Linked DNA regions of Homo sapiens: regions 1, 3 and 4 are each linked to region 2. Evidence: chromatin loops called from intact Hi-C (ENCODE). Cell type or tissue: CD4-positive, alpha-beta T cell. All regions are shown on one strand.

Region 1 (5,000 bases), 850 kb after region 2:
CATCCAAACGGCACAGAATGGCCAAAACGTGAGAAAGACACATGTACTTGAACATCACATGATCTACTTCACCCTCAGGTCTTTGATTTCACTTGAACATGTTTAGCCCGAGCAGACTGTCTGAGTAAACAACTGTATCAGTGGTAATCAAACTCTTTTCAAAGCTGGGGGCTCTTGGTTAAGAAAGAAAATAAGATCATACCTGTAAGTCTAATAATCAAAACAAGTGCATGCAGAGCTCAGCTCATTGAGGCATCAGAGAAGGGCCCAGGCCCCACTAGCCTACCTCTTCCCTAAGGCCCCATAGAGCATAATTGAAAAGTACTGATTTATCAAAATGTGAAATAATCCATAGCTAGCCATGAATCCAGCTACAGTTCTATTGTTGAATAACCCAATACAGGTTGAGTATCCCTGTATCCCTTATCCGAAATGCTTGGGACCAGAAGTGTTTCAGATTTTGGATTTTTTTTTTTTCAGATTTTGGAATATTTGCCATACATATATACAGAGCTCAGCTCATTGAGGCATCAGAGAAGGGCCCAGGCCCCTTCTCTGATCTCTCTCTCTCTCTCTGTCTCTAGATATATATATATGGCAAATATTCCAAAATCTGAAAAAAAAACAAAAAATCCAAAATCTGAAACACTTCTGGTCCCAAGCATTTCGGATAAGGGATACAGGGATACTCAACCTGTACTGGGTTATTCAATTATATATATATACATATATGTGTATATATATATATATATATATGTATGTATGTATATGGCAAATATTCCAAAATCTGAATATATATATATATATATATATATATATATATATATGCCAGTTGAGGATCCCTAATCCAAAGATTCAAAATCTGAAATTCTACAGTGATCCTTTCCTTTGAGCATCATGTCAATGTTCAATAAGTTTTGAATTTTGGAGCACTTTGGATTTTGGATTTTTGGATTAGGGATATTCAACCTGTACTGACAGATGGCTTCCTTCAATTCTCAAAGTTCTTTGTAAACTAATTAGTTAACTTCTTTATCTCCATTCCTTGTCCACACAACACTAAAGAGGATGCCTTCTGGCACCAACAGCCTGTGATCCTAACAATTTTAGTAATGAATATGGCTATAGGAACCCAGTATAATAGAGTAGGTAAGAGCTGTTGGAATACTACGGGGCCAAAAATGAAACTGATTTTAGAAAATTATTAGAAAAGCTTCCAGGTTTGCAATCCATGAGTTGTTTCAGTTCTAGAACTCTGCTTCCAATAAGGGTTATGGCCACTGCTTTCACATCAGAGGCTCTGCAACAGCTGTAGAGTTATGGGAACATCCTTGCGACCTGGACCAGGGAGACTGAGATTACAGTTCCCAAATAGGAATAATTTAAATACAGATTATAGAAATATATACTAATATAAATATATTCAAATACACCATAGACATTTAAATATATGCATTTAAACTTAAATGTATTTAAACACATGCATTTAATGAATATATTTAAATATGTTATACATGTTTGCATATATGTGTGTATATATAGATCTTTATACAGATTACATGTAGAGATGATCTATTTGTATCTATCTGTCTATCTATCTATCTATCTATCTATCTATCTATCTATCTGAGTATCATCTTTCCCCAACCCTGGACCAGAGCTGTTGAAGCTGAATTTGGATTGGACTCTAGAATATTTTCCATCTGGAAAGTCTGTTTAGATAGGAATATCTAGAAATATTACAAAGTTTCCCTAGAGGACTATGTTAAATGAGTTTTGGGGACCACTACTCTAAGGTTTCTCCCAACTGTAAAATGCTATATTTTTGGCCTTTTGAGAGGCCCCCAGCTCTAAAATATTAACACTTACTTCTAGATTATAACTATGCCCACCATAACCACTTTTACCAACAGTGAGTGGGAATGAAGGACGAAATTAAGCATTTATTAAGGTCTAATGTACACCAGGCACCTTAATAGGCAATACAAATACATGGACATGGCAATAAAAAAGAGACATCCTTACCTCCAAGCAGCTTACAATTTAGTTTACTGAATTACACAGTTTACTTTCTTATGAAGAATCATAATGATTTAAGAAAAAAAAAACCTGAGGAGTCCAATAACCATGTTCAAGCCATGTTTTAATTATTTTACTTGTTATTTCTATTTTGAGGATTTTGACGTTCTAATGTCATTTGATATTTTTCATAATGTCATTTGATATTTTTATCCTCTTGGGGGGATACAACTAGTGGATGACAAAAAAACAATGAAAAAATAATAATTCCAAGCAAACTATTATTGACATTGTGTTAAAGATTTTGTGAGACACCCTGCCCACACTAGATTTCACTAGTATCACCCTAGAGGATGTAAGTTCTAATGAGAATTTCTGTCACACCCAAGCCTCGATTTTTACTTTTACAGTATAGTGCTGTTTCACTCTGCCACCTGCAGGTCATATATGGAAGAACATATTTAAATTAGAAGGCCTGGCTTGGTGGCTCACTCCTGTAATCCCAACACTTTGGGAGGCCAAGGCAGGTGGATCACCTCAGGTCAGGAGTTCAAGACCTGCCTGGCCAACATGGTGAAACCCCGTCTCTACTAAAAATACAAAAATTAGCCGGGCATGGTGACGGGCACCTGTAACCCCAGCTACTTGGGAGACTGAGGCAGGAGAATAGCTTGGACCCTGGAGGAGGAGGTTGCAGTGAGCTGAGATCATGCCACTGTGCTCCAGCCTGGGTGACAGAGCAAGACCCCGTCTCAAAAGAATAAATGAATTAAAAAAAAAAGGTAGAAATCAGAGGCCAGGCACAGTGGCTCATGCGTGTAATTCTAGCACTTTGGGAGGCTGAGACAAGAGGATCACTTGAGACCAGGAGTTGGAGATCAGCTAGTGAGACCCCCATCTCTGCAAAAAATAAAAGAATTAACTGGACATGGTGGCATGTGCTTATAGTCCTATTTACTTAGGAGGCTGGGGCGAGTGGACTACTTGAGCCCAGGAGTTTGAAGTTACAGTGAGCTAGGATCATGCCACGCCACTCCAGCTTGGGGGAGAGAGAGAGAGAGACAGAGAGAGGAAGGAGAGAGAATGAGAGAGAGCAGAAGGAAGGAGGAAGGAGATAGAGAAAGAGAGAGGAGGGAGGAAGGAGAGAGAGAGACAGAGAATGAAGGAGAGAGAGAGACAGAAGGAAGGAAAGAGAGAGGAAAGAGAGAGGAAGTGAGGAGGAAGGAGAGAGGAAGGAAGGAGGAAGGAGAGATAGAGGAAGGAGAGAGAGAGGAAGGAGAGAGAGGAAGGAGACAGAGAGGAAGGAAGGAGGAAGGCAAGAGAGAGGAAGGAAGGAGGAAGGAGAGAGAGGAAGGAAGGAGGAAGGAGAGAGAGAGGAAGGAAGGAGGAAGGAAAAGAAAGAAAATATACTTTAAAGTGAAATAAACAACTCTCTTCTATGAAACTGTGATGGAAAGTTAAACCATTGGTCAAGATTATAATGATTACCTGGATCAAAAATTTGGATGGAAGAAAAATCCCTCCCCAGAAATGAAAAAAAAATGTTGGAGTTTAAACATGTACAAATAGGAAAGCAATGGTAAGGACAGTCACCCCTCTACACAATGTTCAAAGATGAGGAAGTATTGCCTCACCTGGAGAAACTTGCAATCGCCTTGTCTGAGACCTCTCTCTAGATTTCTAGACCATTCTTTCACTAATATGGAACCACTCAATTGTAGGATATTTTCTTAAGTGTCTTGATGCATATTTACGCTGTATTAACAGGTTCAGGATAGAGTCTCTTAAAGTTTACAAAGTTTATTCATTAAACAGGAGCAGAGGGGCCACGACCACAGACCTTAAAAACCAATTGGCCACATAGGGTGGTTGGATAATTTAAGCACCCGTGAAGGAGGTGGCAAGTGAGAATTTCTCCCTTTCTCTGGGCTTTCTAGAATCAACTGGATGTTTTAGAGCTGAAATAGACGAATATGTCTAACTCCCATGAGTAAGGCTAACTCTGTATCATTCAGTCAATTTTTAGAGAACCTCTATTATGTGTGTGGTATTAGGAAGTAGGAAAACAAAAACGAATAAGCTCTCAGGAGATCCTACTGTGTGCACGTGTGCCTACACACACATGTGTGAGTTCTTGATGGGGTCAGGGAACAAGAGAGGTAATTTAGGATGGTTTATTCCTAGATTCTGTATTTTTCTATGTATCGGATGGGAGAAGAGAATTTAAGGACAGCAACACTGATTTTAAAAAGCTGCCTTGGGCAATGAAAAAAAGAGCTGCCTGGAAAAACGGACAGGTGTTTGAGTAGGGCTGACCATCCTCTGGAGACTGACAAGATGAAGGATCCACATCTGAGGTATATTCCTTCAGGCAAAGTGGGCCTCTGCCATACTTTGAATGTATTCATTCTCATAGATCCTTTAGTACTTCATCATTTTTACTCTTATTTTTGATTAAGGTGGGTTTAAAATTCCAACTTTTTTTTCTTAGAAACCTTAAGTAGACTAAGGATTCTGTCAGGAAAAAATATTCCTCTGAATAGGGATTTGGTAACAACATGCTAAGTTAGGAGCCAACGTAACAAGAGTAAAACAAATGATTCAGAAGATCATATTCACAGCAGGGACCGTGAGGGTTTTAGGAGCTCCCCTCAGAGCCCCAGGTGCAGCGTGACATTGCCAAGGACATGCAGGGAGCACAGCTCCAAGGGGCTCCCTCTCGATGTCTAATGAGGCCAGGCAACCTGCCAGCACCACAGGCTTCTGTGGGGCAAGGGCGAGGTGGTGGTGAGCATCCATTTTTTTTTTGTTTGTTTTCCTCCGAGGCAGAGTCTTGCTCTGTTGCCCAGGCTAGAGTGCAGTGGCATGATCTCAGCTCATTGCGACCTCCGCATCCTGGGTTCAAGCAATTATACTGCCTCAGCCTCCCAAGTAGCTGGGATTACAGGCGCACGTCACCACGCCTGGCTAATTTTTGTATT
Region 2 (5,000 bases):
TCTTTGTGATTCTTTAGCATTCCCTATTTATCTGGTTTTGTTCTCTGTCTTTAATGTTAAAGCCTTTCTCAAAATGTCTGGTCCTTTATTGTTTGTTCGTGTTTAAAAAGTTCTGTGTGCAAACCATTGTTCTCATCCAAGGATGAATTTCTTGGTAGAGTGATGAAGGAGGGGATGGCTATTTCCTTGGTAACTTGAAAATACTACGTTTTCCTCGAGTACATTCCATTTTTCTTGGGAACATTATTCCAATTTCTTACTTGTGGGAAATCTGCTTGGATACATGCAAAACAGAGTTAAGGAAAAGACTCAGAATTCAGTGGTTAGATTTTTAATGAATTCTTCTATTTTTTCAGCCCAGTAGCTCAGCCACAGCATTCACTGTGCCTGGTAACCCTGTACCACAGTTTCCCTGGGACCATTTCTCTAGAGAGTAAACCTTTCCAACTTCTGTTGGGGTGATGGAGGTAGCTTTACAGGGTGGGGAAGCTAATATAAGGGTCCAGGTCTTTCTTTCTTTCTTTCTTTCTTTTTTTTTTTTTTTTTTGAGACGGAGTCTCGCTCGGTCAGCTAGGCTGGAGTGCAGTGGCGCGATCTTGGCTCACTGCAAGCTCCGCCTCCCGGGTTCACGCCATTCTCCTGCCTCAGCCTCCCGAGTAGCTGGGACTACAGGCGGCTGCCACCACGCCTGGCTCATTTTTTGTATTTTTAGTAGAGACGGAGTTTCACCGTGTTAGGTGGGATGCCCTCGATCTCCTGACCTCGTGATCCGCCCGCCTCCGCCTCCCAAAGTGCTGGGATTACAGGCATGAGCCACCGCGCCAGGCCTCCAGTTGTTTCTTGTTCAAATGTTCAACCAATCCTTTTGTTTTCAGCTCCACCCTTAGCCCTGAATGCAGAAGCTCATGGTGACTCCTGCGTCCTGGGCTTTTTGAGTTTTGTTTGATTGGAAAACTTCTTGTTGGATCCCTCTGTTCCCTCCACCATTTCCAGGCAGTCTTGGTTGTGTTTTGTCCATTCTACTAGTTCAGTTATCATCTATTCTATTTCTGTCTGCTGCCATGTTATTAAAATTTGGTCTGCTGGGGTCTCTGCTCATATTCTTTATTATGTCTCTTTATTCCTTTACATTTATTTGAGTGGGATTTTTGGAGGAGAGTAGATGTGTGTCCTCTCTTCCCTTATTAATAGGAAGTGAATAAATTATAAAGAACTAATTTGAGGAGAAAACAACTTTTCTGATAAATGATAAAAGCAAGCTTTTCATCGTATTATGTTGGACTTTTAAACATACTAAACTTGAAGCTTCCTCTTCAAGCAAGAGAATCAAGTAGAGGTTGGGGTGCTTATGTATGATGCAGCATCACAGAGATGCTGAGCTATAAGCAACTTGTAGGTCTTTTGAAACAGAGATTTTCACACTTCTTTAGTGGTAGTACACATTTTTTTAAAAATAAAATTTTACTGGCTGGGTGCCATGGCTCACGCCTGTAATCCCTACATTTTGGGAGGCTGAGACAGGCAGATCACCTAAGGTCAGGAGTTCAAGACCAGCCTGGCCAACATGGTGAAACCCTGTCTCTACTAAAAATACAAAAATTAACCAGGTGTGGTGGCAGGCGCCTGTAATCCCAGCTACTTGGGAGGCTGAGTCAGGATAATCACTTGAACCTGGGAGGTGGAGGTTGCAGTGAGCCAAAATCATGTCACTGTACTCCAGCCTGGGTAACAGAGCAAGACTCCATCTCAAAAAAAAAAAAAAAAAATTACTTGCACTTCAATATATAAAACAGAAAAAAGTTATTTTCTCCTCAGCAATTTAAAGTGTTCTTGTTATACAACCCCTGAACTCCTTTTAAGAGCTTTGGGATCCCTTTGCGCCCAGATGGAAAATCATTGCTGTAGGGACAGCAATTTACATTTCGTTAGCTCAAACAGTATGTACAACCATTTTTTTCTGGTATAGGAGTATTAAGAAGTAATTATTTAAAAAATTTTATTGATACATAATAGATGTATATATATTTGGGGGTAAATGTGATAATTTAATACATCCATGTAATTTGTAAAGATTCAATCAGTGCCATTGGGATATCTGTCACTTTAAATATTTGTCCTTTATAAGAAGCAATAATATTAAACTTTATTGGGCACTCACTATGTTTGGGACATTATGTTAATGGGCTTTATATACATGATCTCATTTAATTCTCACAACAATGCTGTGAGGTAGATGTAATGATTATTTCCATTTTGTAGATGAGGAAATGGAGGCCTGGAGAGGTTACGTACTTATTCATGGATACACAGCTAGGAAGTGGAAGAGCTGGGACCCAAAGCCCACTCACTTAACCAGGACACGACCTTGGGCCTGGTCTGCTGGGGTCTCACTTCCCAAACCCCTCACCCCCCCATGCCCAGCACCTGGAACCATCACTGTGGGGGCTGTACACTGAGGGTTGTCTCCCATTTGTGACAAAACTATAATGGACTAGAGTGAAACAAAAACGCAATGTATGTCTCTAATCTTCAGGCAACGCCAGCTCCCAGACACCCCGCCCTATTCTGCATCCGACTCATGCTCTCCTCCGCAGGTCAAAGGTGAGTGCGATCCACCTTCAGCACATCTGGCACTGTTGCTCTTCCTCCTCGACTCTGGGCCGTGAGAAAGGGGCACTTCCTGCTTGTGTCTCTCCCCAGGTGCATGCTACCCAACCCTGAGGCCCACAGCTGGGAGGACTCCAGCTCCTTTTCTCCACCCCACAGCTGCTCCTGCGATGCCGCCCATGCACCCGCTGCAGAGCACCTCTGGAATGGGCGACTCCTGCCAAATCCACGGAGGCTTTCACAGCTGCCACTCAAACGCCAGTCATCTTGCCACCCCCCTGGACCAATCCGTGTCCTCCCATCTGGGGATAGGTTGTTCTTACCCTCAGCAGCCTCTGTGTCACAGCCCTGGGTAAAGAAAAAGATATTTAGTTATCAAAGACCTTTGCGGAAAGCCTCGGAGCAGCCTGCCTCTGGCAGGCACCTAGAGAGAATGCACAGTGGAGTCCTGTCCAGGAGATGGCAGTGTTGAGACGCGTATAGGACATCGCGAGGTCCCAGTGTTCTTGGCTTAGACAATCTTTTAATTAAAAACCCTCCAAATCCAAGGTCCTCATTCAACCAAAAGCTAAAATGTCAGAAATATACAGTGAGGTTCTGGATGATGGAGGAAACACCGTAAGCTTATGCAGCCTCAGCTAGACTACCCAAAGGGATTGTGAATGAGCTCTCCGAGAAATATCTGCTAATTAAGCATTAACTAATGTTCTTTTCTTCTGTCTTCTCCCCTTTTCTTTCTTTTATTTCCTCTTCTGGATCTAGAGAGTGCCAGAAAGAGTAAAGGCTATCAAAAATTGTGGTAAAACTCCACATGAAAAAAGTTGTCGGGTGTAAAATGTATACCTATATTTTAAGTCTGTATCTTCCCTGTCTCAATGAGTCCTCTGCCATTATAAACATTGTCAGCTTATCTTTCAGGTTGGTGAATCTCAGATCCACTTGATCAAGGGAAATAGTTTCAGCCTAGTAGGGCTCAAGGAACCTTAACTAATTGGAATTAGACTTAGGAAAGCAGAGAGCCTGGGAGATTAAATTTTATTTAACATAACATGGAACACAAGGAAGAATCCTAACCTTCGTTTTGGTGTCTTGATTTTAGAGCCTCATTGCCTCCAACCAAGAAGAGAAAGTGCACGCAGGCACTGGAGGACTCCGGGGAATGCCGAGTGTGGGCCTGCCACTGCAGACCGAGTGAGCAAACCTGGGTGGGAACAAGGGCGATGCCATCAAAGCCTTGGGCATTAAAGCAAGGCTTTTTACCAGCCTTTGAGCAGCCCTGCAAAAGTTTCCCTCTCACAGAAGAGCAATGATAAGCTCTGGTAGTTTGGTTCTTCCCTCTTGATGTACCTTTCATGCAGGCGGGGTCACACAGGTCCTCCTAGGAAGAGATGATGTTTCCCGTCTCAGGTGTGGGTGAAGTGCCAATCTTTCAATTTCAGGGACGATGTGTCTCAGAGGATTCAGGCTCCAGGCCTGTGGAAGCTGTGCAGTATGGCAGTGCCTTCAAGAGCCTGCTGGTGTGCCCATTGCATTGCTGCAATCCTTCTCAACCTTAATGTGCAAGAAATAGCATGAGGATCTTGGTAAAATGCAGACTCTGATTCAGTCTCTAGGGTCTGAGTTCTGCATTTCTAACAAGCTCCCAGGTGATGGCGATGCTACTGGCTCATGGAAGGCACTCTGAGAAGCAAGACTTACCGTGTTTTTCCACTAGAACAGGGAGGTGGAAAGTTGAACTTTTCCTCAAACTCACTTCAAATTGGCAAGTTCCCAGTGGATGTTTGAAATTTGAAATCATTTTAGAAGTCTTTCATCCGAGTCATCTAATGTCCAAGCGGTCAGCCTTCCTGTTTTTTTTTTTTTTTTTTGTCTTATATAACGTGTAACACATCATGTTTTGAGCCAAGAGACCTGATTAACAAAGTAGCCTTTTGAAGTCCAAAGACTTGAACTTCAAAATTTTCAGAGTAAATGCTATGGCACATACTAGGGGAAAAGGATAACACTCTAGGCCAGTTTCTGTTTGTTTGTTTGTTTGCTTATTTGTTTTGTAAAGATGGGTTTCACTAAGTTGCCCAGGCTGGTCTTGAATTCCTGGCTTCGAGTGATTCTCCCACCTCAGCCTCCCAAAGTCTTTGGATTGCAGGCATGAGCCACCATGTCTGGCCTCAACCCAGTTCTATTAGCAACTGTAAACACTCAAATGTGGGCAGTGTGAACAAATTCAGCGTACCAAGTCCCATTTCTTCTATCCCAGTTTGTCACCTTAGCAAGAGGTTGAAGACTTCCTTCTTGGGTTCCCCCATCCCACCACTTCCCCAGATTCTAGAGGTTTACACTGTCCAGAAAGGAGATGTGCGTGGCTTCACCTGAGTGGGAAAAAACACAGTCTC
Region 3 (5,000 bases), 1.9 Mb after region 2:
TACATGCTAGGAAGTACTTAAAAAGGGGTATAGGAGAATGGTAAGATTTTGTTTTGTTTTAGAGATAAGGTCTTGCTCTGTCACCCAGGCTGGAATGCAATGTCATGATCATAGCTCACTGTGGCCTCAAACTCCTAAGCTCAAGTGATCCTTCCATCTAAGCCTTGAAGGTAGTTGGGACTACAGATGCGCACCACCATGCCTAGCTGATTTTATTTTTTTAAAAATTTTTGGTAGAGATGATGGGGGGGTCTCACTATGTTGCCCAGGCTGGTCTTAAACTCCTGGCCTCAAGTGATCCTCTTGCCTTGGCCTCCCAAAGTGCTGGGATTACAGTGCAAGCTACTGCGCCTGGCCTAACAACAGCTGGATTTTAATTAAAATCTTTTCCAAGTAGGAATGAGTAACCAATAGGAAAAAACACTCAAATAAGTGGTACTGAATGGTATAATTCTCAGTATACACTAGTATTAATACTTACAAACTTCCCATTCGACTACAGCTATCCCAAAGCTCTCCAATCTCAACATCACAAATCTGTAAGAATCCTCAGCCAAATTATTTCACCAGGGCAAAGCAATTTCTTTATTAAAGAGGCTTTTAAAATTCTCTACACTGACTGATTTCTCAAGAAGATGCGAAAGAATAGTCATTCAGGCCCATCTCAAATAGACAAATATCTCTAGAATTTCCAGTTTCATATGACTAGTGGCATCTAGTTTTTAAAAATCAACATACTGCAGACTGACTCATTGAGACTGTTACCATTCTGAACTGAAACTTTTTAGTAATTAAAAAATTGCTGTTCACTTTGGGAGGCCGAGGTGGGCGGATCACCTGAGGTTGGGGGTTCGAGACCAGCCTGACTAACATGGAGAAACCCCGTCTCTACTAAAAATACAAAGTTAGCCGGGCTTGGTGGTACATGCCTGTAATCCCAGCTACTTGGGAGGCTGAGGCAGGAGAATCGCTTGAACTTGGGAGGCGGAGTTTGCGGTGAGCTAAGATTGTACCATTGCACTCCAGCCCAGGAAACAAGAGTGAAAATCCATCTCAAAAAAAAAAAATTGCTGTTATACATCCTATTACCAATCATCTCAAACATACACTTCCATCTGATATAATTAGGTAAGCTTCATGCCATGGTTATTTCAAAATACAATTTCTAAAGGCAAAATAAAATACAATTGGCCCACCATTTGTGGGTTCTGCACCTGTGGATTCAACCAACTGAGGATAGAAAATATTCAAGAAAGAAAATGTCTGTACTCCACATGTACAGACTTTTTTCCTTGTCATTATTCCCTAAACGATGTAGTATAACAACTATTTACATAGCATTTACAATGTATTAGGTATTATAAGTAATCTACAGATGATTTAAAGTATACAGAAAGTTGGGAGGCTGAGGTGGGTGGATCACCTGAAGTCAGGAGTTTGAGACCAGCCTGGCCAATGTGGTGAAACCCCATCTCTACTAAAAACACAAAAATTAGCCAGGCGTGGTGGTGAGCACCTGTAATCCCAGCTACTCGGGAGGCTGAGGCAGAAGAATCACTTGAATCCAGGAGGTGGAGGTTACAGTGAGGCAAGATCACGCCACTGCACTCCAGCCTGGGCAACCAGAGTGAAACTCGGATGTGCATAGGGTATATGCAAATACTACACCATTTTATATAACAGACTTGAGCATTCATGGATTTTGGTATCCATGAGGAACCCTGGAACAAATCCCCCATGAATACTGAGGAACGACTTTACATATTTATGACTAAACAACGTTTTCGGTTTCTTTACTTGCCTTCCCTTTTTAACTCTTGAGAGTGTATATTTTTAGTAGAAACTGGTGGAAAGATCTGAGAAGCTGAACATTGGACTTAAATTCCTTCTTTGACAAACATATGTAAAGTTTCTTGGGACACTTTTAGTTAACAACTTAGGGAAAAATGGCTTGTGAACTGTATCTTCTCCCCTTTTCCACCCAAGAGTCATAGGATTTTGGAATATTCTTGTTTTCTACAACTCAGAAAAAAATCTCCCCATGGTTTCCTTCTTTTTAATGTTGAAGGACACCTAAATTTTGAATTACGCTGGCAGCTTTAAATGTATGCTGGCCAACCTGGTAAATTTTATTGGGCTGCTAGTGCCTCTCTGTGGCCAGTGACTACAATTACAGCTCAGTTTATTGCCAGTGAGAAGCATTTGAAAGATTGCTTCAGATGTACAAATAGTGGCTTTGGAAGCTGCAGAGGCCAGGCATGGTGGCATTCACCTGTAATCCCAGCTACTCAGGAGGCCGAAGCAGGAGGATCACTTGAGCCCAGGAGTTCTAGACCGGCCTGGACAACATAGTGAGACCTCCATCTCTATTAAGAAAAAAAAAAAAAAGCTGCAAAGAACCTAGGGGAATGAGATTAGAACTGACCCAAAGCTGTGGGGACCTGGGCTACACCGGGGAGGGTAGATAGCTAAGCAGGGACTGGATTTTGATTGAAAGGAGAAAGGGGTGTGCATGCTGGGTAGATATCAAACATGATCACTACACATATTGTAATTGTTTCTGTGTTGCCTCCCACACTAGAATATGAGCTCCATGATGGCAGAGACATCTTGCCAGGCACTCAACAACAAAGGTTGCTGAATGATTGAGCAATAAAGGAATAAATGGGATTCATTCATAGAAATTACACATTAGTTGATAGCTGCTATTCTATTACCCTTATTAGAGGCTTAAGATGGAAAATGCTTTGAGTAAATTTTTTTTTTTTTTTTTTTTTGAGATGGAGTCTTGCTCTGTTGCCCAAGCTGGAGTGCAGTAGTGCGAACTCGGCTCACTGCAACCTCTACCTCCCGGTTCAAACGATTCTCCTGCCTCAGCCTTCCGAGTAGCTGGGATTACAGGCACCCACCACCACGCCTGGCTTATTTTTTGTATTTTTAGTAGAGATGGGGCTTCACCATGTTGGCCAGGCTGGTCTCAAACTTCTGACCTCGTGTCATCCACTTGCCTGGGCCTCCCACAGTGCTGGGATTACAGACATGAGCCACCACACCCGGCTGCTTTGAGTAAATTTTATTTAACAATGCTCCATATGCCCAGGAGTATTTCTCAAACCTCATTTTTAATACACAGTATTTTATAGGCTTAGCTCCATTCATTCCTTTGTTTCAGTTAACACATATTAATTGAGCACTACATTCCAGAAACTGGAGATACAAAAATGTGACAGACACAGTTCTAGCGCATAGCAGACAAAATCCCTGCTTTGCTGGCAAACCCCCAATTTCAGCTCCCTCCACTGTGGCAGCTGCAGGAATCGTGTTTTGTTTTGTTTTTCTTCAGGTTCGTTTATCTCTCCTGTTGTACTCCTGTTTTTCTACACTTTAGCTCCTAATACTCAACTTATTCTTTTTTGAAAGGATGCATATTATAGTATATTAACCCAAATTCCTTGAAATTTCTTGTACTTGTAGAAAAGTGATATAGAAACAGTGCATCTGTAAGTACTAGAATTTCTCCAAGTAGTTATAAAAGTGTTTTTGAATTCTCCTTTTGTCTCTGAGGAAAAATCTAATTAGAATAAGAATGTATTTTCTGTAACAGTTGCTAAAAGGAACCAATGTTCAATGGAGGATTAAAAGTGCCTTGGGGATACAAGATAATTCTACGTGGAGAAATGAAGCTGAGAAAATACTTAAATGACTATGTGAAAGACATGCATAGATAATACTGGCAAAGTTGGAAATAGTTTCTTCGAGCTTTTGAGTTTCTTATTCTTTTACTACTTGTTCAGCCCTACTCTCTGTTTGCCTCCATAACTTAATATAACCAGTGGATTTATAATTATGACGGGCTGTAAAAATATACACACTTCATTAGGCTAAAGTAGGGTTTCTTGACCTTGGCAACATTGACATTTTGGGCTGGGGCACTTGTTGTGGGGCACTGTCTTGTGCATTGTCAAATGTTTAAATGCATCTCTAGCCTCTTCCCACTAAATGCCAGTAGACAAAATATCACCAGATATTACCAAATGTTCCCTGAGGAGCATAATTACCCCTGGTTAAGAACTAGTAGACTAAATCAACCATCTTTAGTTAAGTTCCTGAGCAAGTTTATTTCAACTCCTACCACTCAGTTGAAACCGTTCAAATCAAAATTTCAAATTGCTCTCTTGTAGCTAAACCAGTAGATACTTAAGACACATAAAGACCAGTCCATACTTAACTTCACCTCTCCAAAACATTTCATGATTCCCTTTTTCTTAGAATGTTCTCTTCTCTCCTTGACATTAACTTCCCCAGTTTTCCTCTAATTTCTTTGTGTATCTCTTTGCAGCTCCTGTTCCTCTACCCATCTCTTAAAAGTCATTGTTCTCAGGTGCTCTGTCCTAGGCCCTCTGACCCTCTCACTTTATACACTCTCCCTGGGTGATCTCCTCTACCCCTGTGGAAGCTATTTCTCTCTGTGCATTGATGATGTCTTTGTCCTTTTCTCAAGCCCAGATCTCTCTCCTAAGCTGCTGGTTCATAAAACCAATTGCCTACTAGATATTTATACTTGAGAATACCTCAGGCACTTCAAAATCAAAATGTACAAAACCAAGAAAGTACAATCAAAAAATGTTTTCTTCCTCCTGTGTTTTTTATTCCAGTGAAAGTCATCACCATTTACCAGTTGACTAAACCAAAACTGCAGGATTCATTTTTTATTCCTCCCTGTCTCTAACTTTCTCACTTTTCGTAACCATTGTTCCCCAAGTCTTGTTAACTCTACCTTCCAAGTCAGTGCTTTACAAACTTTACCATGAATAAGAATCACAAGGAGGGATTGTGAAAGAAAAGTTTCTTCTTGGATTCAGTTGCAGAAATTCTGATTTAATGGGGGTGGGGGATGGCAGAATTGTATTTCTAACAAGCTTCTAACTGCTGCTGTTGCCCTGAAGACTGCATTTTATGTCACACTGTCCTAAAAGACTTCTCATTGTTCCTATAGTAAA
Region 4 (5,000 bases), 1.8 Mb after region 2:
TGAATGTCATCATTTTCTATTCTTTTTTCTAAAACAATGTTGGTTGATAACTACTAAATTGTATACGCCACCAAGTAGTGAAGATCTACAGTCTGAAAATCATTGAATTAAATCACAGCTAAACAACTACTGAAATAGGGAAAAAACGATAAAAGTTGTACTTAGAGAATACATTTTAATAAAAACTGTTTTCTGGTAACACAACACAACTCTAAAACAACAGTCTCCTTACTACACAGAACAATTATCCAACCAATTTTACTATTTTGAAAAAGGAAATACTTAATAGGAAACACAAATAATGGAAACTTTTAATAGTAAAATCAATCTACATTGATACATGCTTCATTATATAAAGTCCTAATAGCACAAATACTTAAAATATTTCCACAAATCAATGTTATTAAAAATCTATAACTTTATGGTTTAATTTTCAGGAAAAAATAAACTTTACTGATCATCAAAAGGTCATCTTTCTTTCCACCTTTAATTATTGCACTTACCTCAGCAGTTCGTCTTGCTTCTTTAATCATGGACTCTAATCCACCAAAAACACTATTTGTTGACTTGGAAGCCTCTCCATCAGATTCACTATCATCTGAATCATTTAGTGTTACAACCACTGATTTATGCTTTGGAAGCTGCAAAGACAATATATTTATTACTCGTGATAACAAAAGGATGTCATTTAACCTTGTTCAATTTCAATCCACAAAAATAATGGGCTCCAAGTAGACAGTCTATGGCTCCTTCTAGGGTTGTATTACATAATCCACTGAGTCGACCAATACTGGTTATATGACTGAGACATAAAATGTTGTATATTCTTTAAGACTTTCTATTCTATAATTACTCTCATTAAAATTTTATTTTCACTAACTTTCTATTATAAAGAACCACAATGCAATTTAAATTAACTCTTTTAAAACCAAAGAAAAATTTTGTTAATTTTACATAATAATTATCAAAATTCTGTACTTTGTGGTTACATATAGAGGGTAAATTGCCAAAACTGGCTTACCTAACAGGAAAGATTTCAACTTGTCTTTGTTCTATTTATTTTACTTTGAAGCCATTACAAAACAAGGTAGAAACAAACTATCATTTCAACCTCCTTAATAAACATCATAAATAATTTCTTCCATCATAGTGTAGTCATTGGTTGGAAAACATACACAAAGTATACAAAGAGATGGGAGAAATAAAAAACATGCAATTTGTTAAAATTTTGACTCCAAAAAGATAGAAAATCTGAATGAGCCCATTTCTATAGAAAAAAAGCTGAAGAAATGTCAGAGGAAAGTACACCACTCTGATGAAAACAATACCTCCCCCAACACACTATCACCAAACTCTTACCAGTTTTCAAGTGAAGGTGTTGCTCTCATTTTATCATTAATAAATTAAAAATAAATTTTAAAAATTTGTATTTATATGTGAATATATGTGTGTATATAAATAAACCAAGGGGTAGAAAACAGGACAGCTAAACTTCATAGAAATTTATCATAACTGTTTGAATAAAAGTAGCATTAAATTTTTGTTTTTACCGAGATCACAGTTCGTGGAAGACGGGGTCCTCTGTGAAACTTTGGATTCTGTATCCTAGGCTGAGACACTGTGTTAATACTGACTATTGATAGATTGCTTCTTGGCACAGGATGTGAATTGTTCAGAACTGGAGGTGAAGGTGGGTCACTATTACTGGATGTTTCCTACATAAGGAAGAGAAAGACATTAAACATTCCTAAATAAAAATAAATTTCTGCCACCTTTAAAAATCTTGAGCATGTTAGAATTATCCCCACTTTGCTGAAAAGCCCAATGATGCCCAAGTAACCAGAAAAAAGTAGGACTACCGTAAAGCTAAGCTCAAGAGCACCACCTAGAGGTTTAGGTACCTAAATTACCTCTGGCTTAAAAGCTCTTTTATTTGCTAGAGATTTAAGTAGTTCTTCTCGAAGCAGCATTTCTTCCTCCTCTTCCTCATCTGCAAAAGGTGGTTTTGGAGGCTGTTCTGGATCTTCAGGTGGGAGAGGTGGTAATGGTGGTAGAGGAGGTAGAGGTTCAAGAGAAACACACAAGCCTTCCACATAAGGCTGGCTCAAAGGTGGCAGAGACTATTTTTTAAAAAAAGAAAGAATTACAACGCAAATTTTATCAACTCAAATGCTTCTCTCTGCAGCAATATTAAACTAGAAAAAAATAAACTTTACATTATTATTTTAGCTGTAAATATAGTAAGCTAAGTATATGTTAACCTCAAAACAAACCAGAAATCAATAGCCAACCACGAAAAAGTGTTATTTTTACAATTTTAAAAAAAATCAACAATATTTGAAACATTTATTAACTTCAAGGAAAATTATAGAAACTTCTCTGTTCCAATTCTTATATCCATTTAGCATTCTAGAAGATATAGATATCAAACTATACAGGGTCCTTCCTTCTAGATGACTACCTGAAAGCAAGTAGAGGTACTGAAACCCAAGACATAATATTTCAGTAAAAAATAAAAATTAGAAACCAAGGGATTCTGTGAATAATAGTCCAGAGTACTTTAATCATTAATTAAGTATCAAGAAGAATCACCACTACTCTCTTAAAATGGCTTCTTAAAGAATATCTATAAAGGAAACTAATTTTACACAAATCCCTAAATTTGGATATGTATTTGCATCAAAGATCTTCCACTATTTCCCTTGGCATTTAGTTCATTTATTCATTCCCAAAAAGAAAACATTACAACGAAGAAAGTGCTGTTTTCTCTCTCACTATCGGCTCTAATATTCCCCTCACCATATATGTTCTAGAAAGACACTAGACGTCTTTCCTGAAACGGAAAAGTTCCCTCTTACACCTACTGAGAGATACTCAATTTGATCTCTAGGTCCTCTCAATCTAAAAATAATGTCAAAACTTTTAATGTGTGATTCCTCTACTTCCTTTTTTTCCTTTTCCTTTTATTGTTTTTATTTTTTTGTTTTATTTTTAGTGGGAGGACTGGAGATGGGGGGGAAAAGAAATTAACTTCATAGAAAATGCTTTTCTTTTGCTGGATTTTCAAGTTAAAAATAACCATTTTTATGAAAAGAGGAGAAAGGAGAGTATTAATTTTTAGAAGCATCCTAATGCATGTAAATTCCAATTCCCTAAAAAAGAGACAGTCCAAAACAGTAGATAACTTCTGTTTTTGAATAAATTTTCTGAGTAGCTACTATCTGAGAGTAAAGTGAAGAAGGAAACATGATAGGTACCGAAAAGTCAACATGAAATTAAAAATTAGCTATGAAAAAAATCTACCAAATGGATAGCTTGCTGGTATAATCAACTGTTTATTCTACGTATTTCATTGCTATTAATTCTTGGTAAGCAATTCTGATTTTTTAAGCCCTCTTCAAACCTAACCATTCGTTTTTAAAAACAAATTAGAAAAGACAAGACAAAATAATTTTCTTAGAAATCAATTCTGACTTACAGAAACCTGAGGTGGTGGAGGCAAAGAAAGAGATGGTGCTGGAGAAAAATACCCCAATGAACATTCAGAGAAAAATGGCGGTTGCACTGGTGAAGGAGCTGTAAAAAAATTTTTTGTTAAGAGTTTAATAACAGAAATACTTCATCAGGAATATATTAAGTTTATGTTATGTTTGAAGAAATACATCTAGGTGGAGTGCAAATTAGATTTTATCAACCTCTGATAAAATCTTTAAACCCCTCATGAGTCCACCTCCAGCCATTTAAAATTGTCATATCATCATAAAGTCAGCCATTCACTTTAAACTAATAATTAGTCCCTCAAAACTCTCACTTTGTTCCACTTTTAACCTAATGATGAGAACAGGGAATAAAGCAGGAAAAGACAGAAACATACTTTAAAAAAACAAACAAAAAAAAACACAAGCATATTTTTTAAGAAATAATGAAACAAAAAATTCCCTTAAATTCTGCCAAAGTGCCCTAGCCAAAGGAAAACAATGATGTGGTGACTTCATTATTCCCTTCTTGTGGAGCAAAAGAAAGTTGAGGACATGGACCATATAAGCTGTGTTGAAAGTAAATAAAACTAGGAATGAGAAGAATTACTTAGTGTATTTAGTCAATAAGGTGCACATTTTTTCACATTTTAATTTTGAAATAATTACAATTGATGCATCTCAGCATTTTTCTTCCTTGGTAGCAGATAAAAATAATTGTGTATTTTATCTTCAATGACTTGTTAGGCTCACTGAAATACAGCAGTTTCAAAGACTACTCTTACTACCCTACCCACTAACTATATAATCAGAGAAAATCTAACATTTCTTCTTTATCCCAGTTGTCTCACAAGTCAATACATTATTATCCACATGCCTTATATGGGGTTGACTTGAGTCCCAAATGAGATAATCTGAATATACACTAATCTTTGGAACATTTTACATAGCGCTGCAGATGTGGCTGCTGTGTCACATTTGTGTTATTAGGTGGCAGAGAGAAGAGAGGCTATGTCTATGCTCAGTGTTCTGCCCCATGAACATTTGAATGTTTAATAGTCAGACACTTGATGGTGCTATTGTTTTATGGACTTGGCATGTTTTCCCTTCCTAGTATCTGGGAGAGAGGGTGGACCTAGTGAGTGCAGTGATCTCCGAGGAAAGCCCTCCAGGCTGCACTATCCTCATCCAGATTTAACCAGCCCTGACTCACTGCCAGGTGCCAGGAGAGGCTTCTGAGGACTTTCTGACCTTTGTGTTGGGTCAGCCACTAGGGGGTCTGAAAGGACAGTGGGAAGGTAGAGGGTGCCCTCAGCAAGAGTAGCCTTCATTCATGAATTTTAGAAACTAGTGGTAGGAAAGATGAAGTCCATTATGTGCTGGTTCATGCTACCCACCATGTCAGGATCATCCAGGAGGACAAAGAACTAGGCAAGTGTTTGCTGGTGTTTGATTCAGTTAATAGTATTAACAGCAGCCACTTTTACTATGCTCTTGATTCTGTGTCAAGCTTTCTTGTTATTT

Evidence for each region. Peaks named below come from ENCODE experiments on the same cell type or tissue, not always from the same donor. Only the 100,000 strongest peaks of a DNase experiment are listed, where the experiment ranks them.
Region 1: a loop joins it to region 2, with 13 times the contacts of the local background. A loop is called at or near these places in 79 of 110 quality-filtered maps.
Region 3: a loop joins it to region 2, with 7 times the contacts of the local background. A loop is called at or near these places in 3 of 110 quality-filtered maps.
Region 4: a loop joins it to region 2, with 8 times the contacts of the local background. A loop is called at or near these places in 2 of 110 quality-filtered maps.

What each region holds. Positions count from the first base shown.
Region 1 is chr12:70,727,738-70,732,737 of GRCh38, forward strand. All of the region lies in intron 6 of PTPRR (protein tyrosine phosphatase receptor type R), which reads right to left. The region is part of intron 1 of LOC124902960 (a long non-coding RNA gene); the gene reads left to right. Among named protein-coding and RNA genes, the nearest start is that of PTPRB, 93 kb to the left of the region's middle. In CD4-positive, alpha-beta T cell, a CTCF peak has its summit at 2,467 (motif pointing left); no DNase peak of the experiment used is centred here.
Region 2 is chr12:69,876,495-69,881,494 of GRCh38, forward strand. MYRFL (myelin regulatory factor like) reads left to right here. Exons shown (of 25, transcript NM_182530.3): 3 at 2,534-2,601; 4 at 2,701-2,959; 5 at 3,707-3,798. Among named protein-coding and RNA genes, the nearest start is that of MYRFL, 54 kb to the left of the region's middle. RefSeq lists enhancers at 2,193-2,730, 2,731-3,268, 2,786-2,835 and a silencer at 2,935-3,229. In CD4-positive, alpha-beta T cell, CTCF peaks have their summits at 3,072 (motif pointing right) and 3,276; a DNase peak (open chromatin) is centred at 3,067.
Region 3 is chr12:71,745,023-71,750,022 of GRCh38, forward strand. No RefSeq gene overlaps it. Among named protein-coding and RNA genes, the nearest start is that of RAB21, 7.3 kb to the right of the region's middle. RefSeq lists a silencer at 2,843-3,052. In CD4-positive, alpha-beta T cell, CTCF peaks have their summits at 2,124 and 2,324; a DNase peak (open chromatin) is centred at 2,159.
Region 4 is chr12:71,634,940-71,639,939 of GRCh38, forward strand. ZFC3H1 (zinc finger C3H1-type containing) reads right to left here. Exons shown (of 35, transcript NM_144982.5): 7 at 3,479-3,576; 8 at 1,911-2,120; 9 at 1,551-1,715; 10 at 504-641. LOC124900332 (small nucleolar RNA SNORA17) reads left to right here and starts at 4,416; the gene lies at 4,416-4,544. In CD4-positive, alpha-beta T cell, CTCF peaks have their summits at 1,893 (motif pointing left) and 2,098; a DNase peak (open chromatin) is centred at 1,882.